Linked DNA regions of Homo sapiens: region 1 is linked to region 2. A link is a contact called in ENCODE Hi-C or POLR2A ChIA-PET data. All regions are on one chromosome and are shown on one strand. The core of a region is the stretch at or near the end of the contact, and the rest is flanking DNA. Distances in the headings are between cores, read along the strand shown. Region 1 holds the start of RNF103 (ring finger protein 103). Region 2 overlaps REEP1 (receptor accessory protein 1).

What was found. Hi-C counts contacts between places; a loop is a spot of excess contacts on that map. ChIA-PET counts read pairs that join two places held with the same protein, here RNA polymerase II (POLR2A). Pooled maps may share reads with other maps.
Region 1: a pooled map shows a loop between it and region 2 (2.6-fold over the local background). The contact joins the promoter of RNF103 here to the enhancer-like site in region 2. A Hi-C loop is called at or near these places in 1 of 37 single-sample maps with no recorded cell type and 3 of 50 pooled maps. POLR2A ChIA-PET finds 5 or more read pairs at or near these places in 1 of 52 experiments (activated CD4-positive, alpha-beta T cell).

The regions. Positions count from the first base shown.
Region 1 is chr2:86,621,306-86,625,990 of GRCh38, forward strand. RNF103 (ring finger protein 103) reads right to left here and starts at 2,560. Exons shown (of 4, transcript NM_005667.4): 1 at 1,356-2,560. The coding sequence starts at 1,581. The region is part of intron 2 of RNF103-CHMP3 (RNF103-CHMP3 readthrough); the gene reads right to left. RefSeq lists silencers at 1,381-1,430, 1,611-1,690, 1,961-2,500, 2,581-2,750 and an enhancer at 2,461-2,755.
Region 2 is chr2:86,241,381-86,246,116 of GRCh38, forward strand. The region is part of intron 5 of REEP1 (receptor accessory protein 1); the gene reads right to left. Among named protein-coding and RNA genes, the nearest start is that of MRPL35, 44 kb to the left of the region's middle. Within about 2 kb of position 3,036, at least 3 of the 41 ENCODE cell types and tissues checked have a DNase peak (open chromatin) inside an H3K27ac peak, as active enhancers do.

The sequences.
Region 1 (4,685 bases), core at 1,310-3,809, 380 kb after region 2:
GTCAAAAGAAAAAAAAATGTGTGACCAAATTATTTTCCATAAAAAAATGATGGCTTTGGCAGTTGAGACACTTCTCATCTCTAAACCAAGAGAGTTTATTTATTAGAGATCTTTTACCCTAGTTACTCCACTTCTTCCCCCTATGGTAGAAATAAGAATCGCCATAAACCAGTCAGCAAACAAGGGGCAAGAATAATATACGATTTTATATTTTCTCTAAAGAAACATTTATCACTTCTGCAGAGTGTGTTCCTCTCCTCTACCCTAATAGTGAGATATGAGTTTTATAACCCGCAACCTACAAATATCCAAGTGTTAAACTGCTAGCGAGCTCATACTCTTGTCTATCACGCTACATGTCTATAAGGTACTAAAGAAGGAAAAGATTTGTCTTGTAAAAGATACAGCTGACAAAAATACTTGAAACAACAAAAAAGATAACCATCAGTTTCAGCTGCTTCCCACAGCAACGCAGAAAGCCTTTCTCAAATTACATTCCACTTTCAGGAAGTATATCCAAAGATATACTTTGTGCAGCAGTGAAAAAAATTAACCATATTTCTCACCCAATCCTACCAAAACCAACAATTACTAAAAACACATTCTTTAAGACATTGAATATTCTCTCAGCACTATTTCACGTATATTTCTCAACCCATTAAACAATGCAAGGGTACCTGTGACACAGAAGACAAAAAAAATTTTTCTTTTACACATCCAAGATGCAAATTTTTAAAAATCCTAACAGAAATATAATATAAACTCGAACATGGCAGGCATTTATACAAAATGCTCGCCTTATTTTCACCAAACTTAAAGTCTGAAAAGCTAATACTGTACGGTGTATACTGTCTATATTCAAACTCATGATTTAACATTTAAATCCTAGGCCCAAGTGCCTCTGATAGTAAGTATTCCAAAGATGTGTCCCCACTCTGGGTATCTTATTATTACTATCGTGACAAATATTGCTATTGACAGACAACGTTTTGGAGTTTTTCTTACGTTTTTATGAACTTCAACTGACAAATAATGCTTTCCAGTTTGTAACTAGTTGATATTCCAGAATTTTGAGAAAATCACTCAACTTAGTAAACAACGCTAAGAAGCCACACTTTAAACTGTCATTTTACGATAACCTTAAAAGGATACACCAACACTCCTCCAAATAATTTCAGACTCCTCCTCAAAGCTGGGATCCGCATACTTGATTGTAGGAAGCTTGGACGAAGAAACCTGGGCAGCTTTAACGCTTCCAGGAAAGGCCTCACTCTGGGGGAACAGCCAGGTACCAGGAGGTACAGGTCGTCCCCTCTCCCAGGTGGAGGGGACCCTAGGGGAAGCCCGATACTCGCCTGACTTTTCCACCAGCTCCCGGACATCCTTCTTCTCGGGCAACCCTGAGTAGCCCAACCCCCGGCACTCCAAAATGGTCTTCAGCTTCTTGAAGCTCAGCGCCACCGGATCCACCAGCTGGGTGGCAAAGATGCCAGTTTCATACCACACAATGGCCTCAAAAAACCTGGCCAGGACGAACAGGACCAGGAAATAGAGGAGCAAGAAAAAAAGCTTCAGCCACATCTTCCCTGGAGTTTCCTCTCTTTCCAGAGAGCTCGGAATACGGGAGAGAGAAGGGTCGAGGGCGGGGGCCGCGGCTCGGTGGCAGCTTGGGCGAGGGCCCCGTGTCCACGCGCGGGCCACCCGGCGCCGTCACTGGCCGGCCATCCCCGGCGGGGAAGCAGGTGACGGGATCCGCGCGGGCGCGAGGCGGCGACGAGGGACGCAGAGACGCAGAGCCTCGCGCCGGGCCTCCCAGTCAAGAGCCGACAAAAATAAAGGGGAAAAACTCAAAACCCCCATCCATTAAGCACAGAAAGGAGAGGGGCGCGGGGAGAGCTCGCGGGGAAGAACAAAACGAGGGACGCTTCCCCCGGGGCGGGCACTGACCCAGGTGGCGGGGTCGGCCCTCCGGTGCCGCGATCTCAAGGGGGAGGGGGAGACCAAAAAATAACTCAGATCCGCCCAGGAGGCGGGGATCCGGGCGGCAGGCCGGGGCCCGAGGGGCCGTGGGGGCCGGACTCCCGCGGCCGCGGGTCAGGAGGGCGCGGCGCTCGGCCGGGCCAGGCCCGGGGCCCAGCGTGTTCTGCGCGGGGAGGAGCGGCCGCCGCAACGCCGCGCCCGAAGCCCAGGCCCCAGGCCCCGCCGACCGCCCAGGCTCCGCGAGAAGAGCGGCGGGCACGGCGGCGGCTCCAGGTTCGCTCGGGCCGGCTGGCGGGCGGCGCCTCTCAGGCGGGCGGGCACTGCGGCCCGGCCCAGGATGGGGCGTCGCGGTCTCTGCAGATGGAATCGGTCTCGGAGGGAAAAAACCAATAATAGGCCCCGAGACTGCTCCTCCAGGCGGCTACCCGGCTGCCTCCCGGCCACTCAGCGCCCGTCCCGCTCGGATGGGCAGTGCCGGTCGCAGCACCCGTCCCCAACACCCCCGCCACCTCCGGAGACCGCGGCCGTACCCTCCACAACCGTGTATCAGCGGCGGCCGCGGCCGGAGCCGAGACATAACAACTGACGTCGCGATGAGGCGGGGCCGGGGCGGGGCCTGCAGGGTGCGCCCGCAGGGGCCGAGGGCGGGGAATTCGGGGAGCCGCGGGGCTACCGGACTACCGAACGAGGGGCGGGAGGAGAGGCGGAGCCGCAGCGTGGTCGGGGCCTTCCCGCGGTGCCGAAAGTTGCCTCTCCGTGCTTTTGCGGCGTGGTCTCCCCTTTTGCCCCTCCAATGTTTAGCAATTGATTTTGTCTGAGGATTAGTCTTTAGATTGTATCACTTTGTGTATTTTTTGTAAAAATAGAGCAGTTAATTATTCTCTTAAAATCGGTGAAAATAGAAATGTACGTTTTTTGATGAATCCTGGTGAACAGGGAAATTTTTGGCACAGTTGGTTTGAGATGGTAGAAGGTTAAACCCAGAAAGCAAATGTTTTGCCCCCTCTTCATGAGAATGTGGCTTTGCACATGTGTGTTGGAGGAGGTTTGGCCAAAACTGGAGTTCGCGTTATACTAGGCCCAGTTGTCGCTGCCAGTTACAGCCTTTTCCCTCCTTCAGTCTCAAGGGTGTTAAAAGCCTGGTGTGGACTCCCTGAGTTCCTAGGACAAAGATTGTCGAGTGTAGATAAGTCCAGGTGCAAAGTTCCGGGTGCTTTATTTTGTACATGGGCCTGGCACAGTGGCTCACGCCTGTAATCCCAGCACTTTGGGAGGCCGAGGCGGGCAGATCACGAGGTCAGGAGTTCGAGACCATCCTGGTTAACACGGTGAAACCCTGCCTCTATTAAAAATACAAAAAATTAGGCCGGCGTGGTGGTGGGCCCCTGTAGTCCCAGCTACTCGGGAGGCTAAGGCAGGAGAATGGCGTGAACCCGGGAGGCGGAGCTTGTAGGGAGCTGAGATCGCGCCACTGCACTCCATCCAGCCTGGGTGACATAGCAAGACTCCGTCTCAAAAAAAAAAAAAAAAAAAAAAAAAAAAAAAGAAAGAAAGAAAAGAAAAAAAAGAGTCACATGGACAAGCATGCGATACCTGGTTCTGTGCTTATAAATTTAACCGGGCCGAGCGTACTCTTTACGTCAATCTCTGTGTCAGTCTTGAGGGAGGAAGGAGTTGGGTTCATAAACTGAACAAGGTTGGCTTTGACCAGCCCCTTTTGATAAGGAAGGAAAAAAAAAACAGTAATTACGGGGAAATGTTACTATTTGTGCAAAACTGTCAACTATCTGAAACTAGGGGTGAAAGTTTTAGGAAGAAAGGGATCATGATCCCAGGTCATGGAGCAAGGGAGGAACGGGAAGCAAAGAATGGACTGTGAGAATGTAGCCTCCGAATGGTGCCCATTTAAAATAAAGTGAACAAGGGCATTTCAGTGCCGGGCTAGTGGGGGAGGAGTTGGAAGGGGATGGGCCCAGGGAGCATTGAGAATCAGAGGAGGAGGTGTAGGAATGTCCAGCCAGCAACTGGACACTGCCCCTGTGTCTTTAGCTTCCATGTGGCTTTGTTCTCGTGGCTGGCAGATCAGTGTGGGAGACTGTGTTAAACAACTGATTCTAACAAGCCTGGTTCTGAAATTTCAGAATTCTTGGGCATGTCTTGGTGACCCTTTGATGATATTGTCCAAACCTTGACACTGAAGGTGATGTCCCTCACCTCAAAGGAATGTATGTACTCGCTAGTGAGGAGAGACTGACCCAATCTCAAAAATACAGAATAGGCATGGGCAGGGAAAGTTGGTGTGTGAGCTGAGGGTGGAACCAGTCAGGCCAGAGTTCCAAATTGGAAAAAAACATTAGAGTGTGGGAGGGACTAGAAAGAAGGAATTAAAGAACTCTTTTTAAATTTCTTGTTTGTTTCAACTGCCTCCCATCCCAACCCCCTTGCTTTGTTTCATTCATGGTTAACCCACAGGAGGGATAAAAGCATTGATAAGAGAACACATTGGGTCATCTGAATAAGAGAGTATGGACAAGCACATTCTATGTTGGTGGGGTATACAATGTGGGTTAGAAGCCCCCCATAAAATACAAGCTCTTTGGCACAGTAATCTCTCTTCAGGAAATTTATCTTGAGGAATAATTGGACATGGGCACAAAGATGTGTGTATAGAATTTCGTCGTTGTTGCAGAGTTAATGCTGGAAAG
Region 2 (4,736 bases), core at 1,786-4,285:
ACGGTGACAGGTACTTGTGATCCTCATTCTTTCACCCTGCATTAAGTGTTTCCCAGCCTCACCACAAGGCCAAGAGAGAGCTGATCGATCATCAGAAGAGCAGTACCCTGGGGTGTGAGAGACTCTAAAATCCTCAGTGAGGGACAGTCCAGGTACTCAGCCACCAGGGCCTGGTAGTGTAATCCAAGCACAAAACAGCCAGGAAGTGTCAGTTTAGGGTGTATGTGTTGGGGTGGGGAGTGCTTGGAGTGATGCAAGGACACTGGAGGAACTAGAGACCCTGGTGCCGATCACAGCTCAACAACTAACAGCTGCATGACCTTGGGCAAGTCACTCAAACCCCTGCTTGGTTTCCTCCCTGAAGTGAGGGTTCCAGCTGCTCCAGCAGCCCACGTTTGACCTTCCTCCTGTCTTGGCAGGTGGCAGGTGCTCATGTGTCATAAGCTACACCTCAGGGTGGAAGAGGAAGAAGAAGCACCCCTATGAAAAGTCAGGCCCAGAACAGTGGGGAACCCTGAGCCCAGGGGAGCGTGGCTTGCGCAGGAAGACACAGCACATGCGAGGTGGGCCAGGACAAGGCAGGCAAGTCAGCCTCCTGTGCAGAAGAGCCTGCCTTGTAAATAACGTCCCAATGCCAGGGCCTGACTTTTTTTTTTTTATTCTGTTCAACAGTGAGGAAAGAGAAGATCATAATCAGCCTGAGATCAAACTGACATATGAGCAAATAACAGGCAACCTTTATTAAACATTTATTATAAACTCTGCATTCTGTGAAGTCTTTACACTGCCTCATAACTCCTGTGGCAGGTACTATGATCATCCCTGTTTGCAGGTGAAGAAGCGAGGTTCACAGAGGTGCAGCAGTAAGCAGGGAGCTGGGACTTTTAAACCTGGTCTGCTTATCTCCAAAGCCCAACTTTGGATATCCTTGATTCTAAGTATTGCTCTGTTGGTCATGGCAGCTAAAAATATGCACAACAGTCTTTCATTCCTTTAACATTTACTGAGCACCTATGGAGATGCAGGTAAGACACATATACATGATGACATTAGTGCAGAGGACCCAGGAGTGAGAGGCCAGTTCTACCTGGGATCAGAGGAGGCTTCATGGAGGAGACGGCATTAACCTGGAGGAGATGGCATTAACCTGGAAGAGTGGGGAGGATTTCAAAGAGGTAGAAACAGAGGCAGATGAAGCACCAACATGAGCAAAGGCAGAGGCAAGAAAGAGAAAATTCTGGAAACAGCGCTCAGAGTTGCTATTTCCAGAACAGTACAGAAGGCAGTTCTGTGAATGCAGTTATCACAAGAGCCAGAGAGGTAAGGAGAGACAAGACTGAAAGGCTAGGATCAGGGTCGGACTGTACAGGACTTAAACAGGAAGGGAGAGAGCAGTCGACCATTTGGGTAGCTACTGCAAGAGTCCAAGCTAGAAGGAAGGGTGTGGAGGAAGGCCCAAATGCAGAGAAGGGATGTCAAATGGTTAGGGCTTGAAGAGTAAGTGGGAGGAAGGTGGGGCATCAAAGGTGACAGAGATTTGGAGCTTGGGTGCCTGACAAGATGGTAATTTCATTATCATCAGAATGGTGGGACACACGGAAGGGCAGATTTGGAGTTACAGGACTGTCAACTAAAGTATGAAGGAAACAAGGGAGATATTCAGCAGAGAACCAGGAACACTTGGATTGAGCCCTGGGCAGAGAAGCCCATCTGGGAACCAGGTCATCAGGTGACAGCGGAAGGTGAGGGACAGGATGAGATGGTGCTAGGAGAGAGAGGAGAGAAAGGTGGGGCCCAGAGAAATTCATCTAACACTGAGGCGTGAGGAAAGGAGGGAGGAGGCAAACATGAGAGGGGAATCAGAGAGAAGAGGAGAACGAGGAGGTGCCATGTCACCACAGCCAAGAGACAGCCCTTCCCACTCACGCATGATCCTCAAATATTTCCTCAGACCTCTAGGTTCCACCAGGCCCTGTGAGGTCAGGCAGGCAGGCTTCCCTCTTTCCTCTTGGACCCTTGAGGCATCAGGCTGCACAATCTCCACAGGTAGCCACAGAACAGAGCAGGTAAGTAATGTCGGACCGCCAACTCCGTGTGAATTCCTGGCCCTTCCTCTTCAGCTGAGTGTGATGTGGGTGTTTCATTCATTTGAATCCACTTCACTATGCATGGAGCAGTGTGAGGTGAGGTAACACTCCAGGTAGAAACACTGGGAGAGCCGGAATCCAGCACACTGGTAAAAAGTCTTGCTTGGTTCTGCTTCGACACATTTTGAGAGTGAAACTTGGGTACGAGTTGACTAATATTTGGGAGACTGGAGGGTAGGGAATACTTCCAAACTTTTTCAGCAGTTTGTCCATACAGTTTAGATAATCTTGGTGTTTAAAAATGGTTGCCGTGGTGAATTCTAAATATTAACTTCATGTCACATAGTCCTTGGCTAAAAAATGAAGAAAGAAGGCTAACTTGATGTGAGCTAGCACAGTGGCCAGGAAATGCTCCTCTGAGGGATGAAGAGACAAACATAGGGCTTTCTGGAATCCTTACCCTCTTTGATTCAATAGATGGTAGAGACTAAAGCCAGAGAGGTGAAACATACAGATCTGGTTAGGGGACAGCAGTCATCTCTTCTCCGTCCTTGGAAATATCTCCTAAGTATGAGCTGACACAGGGAGGTTTTATAAAAAGAAAATCAATGCCTGCCCTCTGACTAATTGTTAACAGGTAGTTTTTTTTGCTAGAAAGCAAAACAAAGGCAAGGCAACTGACTCCAGTCAGGTCAGAAACCCCAAATCACTGGGCTTATGAACTTCCTCAAATGAGCTTTTGATTCCAAAAATAGTTTCATGGTGATTTAAAAGCAGTATTTTATTCAAGCCAGACATTTAGATAGAGCACTGATGGATAAAAGATAAGGATATGTGGGAGAGGGCTTTTTTTTTTCTATTGTGCTGACTGTTTTGTAGATCTTCTTTTTCTTTTTAAGGAAAGAGTGGGAAAATTTTTTTTAAGTAGAAAAACAAAATAATATAACTCTCAGTGGATTGTGCCTGGCTGTTCAGATGCTAAGGGCTATAACCAACGCTTGGCTATCGCCTGTTGGCCGCTGACTATAATTGCAGGCCAAGTGCCTGAGTTTTAGAGAGCAAGTCAGGAAAGCAGAGGTCATGGTGTGAAAGCGGGCCAGACCAGTAAAGAGGAAGAAGAAATAAGAGCTACAGCATGGGTGCTGCTATAGGCTGAGTTTCCAGCTCCTGGTGAACCTTATATACAGAGGCCCCAAGGAGCTGAGTAGGTAAGGAGGGGTGGGTGTCCTTTTGAAGCCAGAGCAACTGTGGGCAAAGGGGTGAAAAACAGGCAAAGGAGAACCCTGGAGGGTTAACAAAGGGCTTGGGGCAGTGCTGTCCAAAAGAACTTTCTTCAATAATGGAAATGTGCTATCAGCCATACTGGCAAATGAGGACTTGAAATGGGGCTAGTACAGCCAGGTGCGGTGGCTCATGCCTGTTATCCCAGCACTTTGGGAGGCTGAGGCCTGCAGATCACCTGAGGTCAGGAGTTCAAGACCAGCCTGGCCAACATGGCGAAACCCTGTCTCTACTAAACAATACAAAAACTAGCCAGGCGTGGGGGCAGGCACCTGTAATCCCAGCTACTCGGGAGGCTGAGGCAGGGAGAATTGCTTGAACCTGGGAGGCAGAGGTTGCAGTGAGCTGAGATTGTGCCACTGCACTCCAGCCTGGGCAAGAGTGAGACACCGTCTCAAAAACAAAGGGGGTGGGGGGCTAGTACAACTGAGGAATTCAATTTTAGGTATACTGTTGGGAAAAGGGCTTGTGGGGTGCCTGTATAAACTGGCCACAAAAATATGGGACAATAAGTTGTGGAAAGCCACAAGAGGCCTCTAAGGAGGAAAGCCTCCTAACTGCCATCATGTTCCCATGCTCAGAGCGAGACCTGCTCTCTTATCTGTAAACACTGTGTTCAAGGAGAAGGACACTCCTTTGAAACACTGGAATGTGGACAGACGTGCAGGCTCCTGGTTAAGCCCGCTCCCACTAGCTACTCTCCGATAAGTTAAAGATATGCTGTTTGAGCACAAAGGAGATTCATTTAAACCACTACTGCTATAGATTGCACCTATGACGCACTGCCTCCTTTTCACTGTTTTGCCCTGAACATCTGCTTCTTAGATCTAAGTGATTGTACTCAATAAATAGTGTGGAGACCAGAACTCTGGGCCTTTTGCAGCCTCCATTTTGCAACTGGCCCCCTGGCTCCCACCTTTAGGAACTCTTAACCTGTCTCTTCTCATTCCTTTGTCGCCACCGGACTTCAGCTACCCTATGGGTGGTGTTGAGGCTGGTCCCCAACATATACTCAATTTTTTTTTTTTTTTTTTGAGACAGAGTCTCACTCCGTCTCCCAGGCTGGAGTGCAGTGGTGCTATCTTGGCTCACTGCAAGCTCCGCCTCCCTGGTTCACGCCATTCTCCTGCCTCAGCCTCCCGAGTAGCTGGGACTACAGGCGCCCGCCACCACGCCCGGCTAATTTTTTGTATTTTTAGTAGAGACGGGGTTTCACCATGTTAGCCAGGATGGTCTCGATCTCCTGACCTCGTGATCCGCCCGCCTTGGCCTCCCAAAGTGCTGGGATTACAGGCATGAGCCATTGTGCCCAGCCGGTATACTCAATTTTAATTAATTTAAATTTAAACAGCTACATGTGGCAAGTGG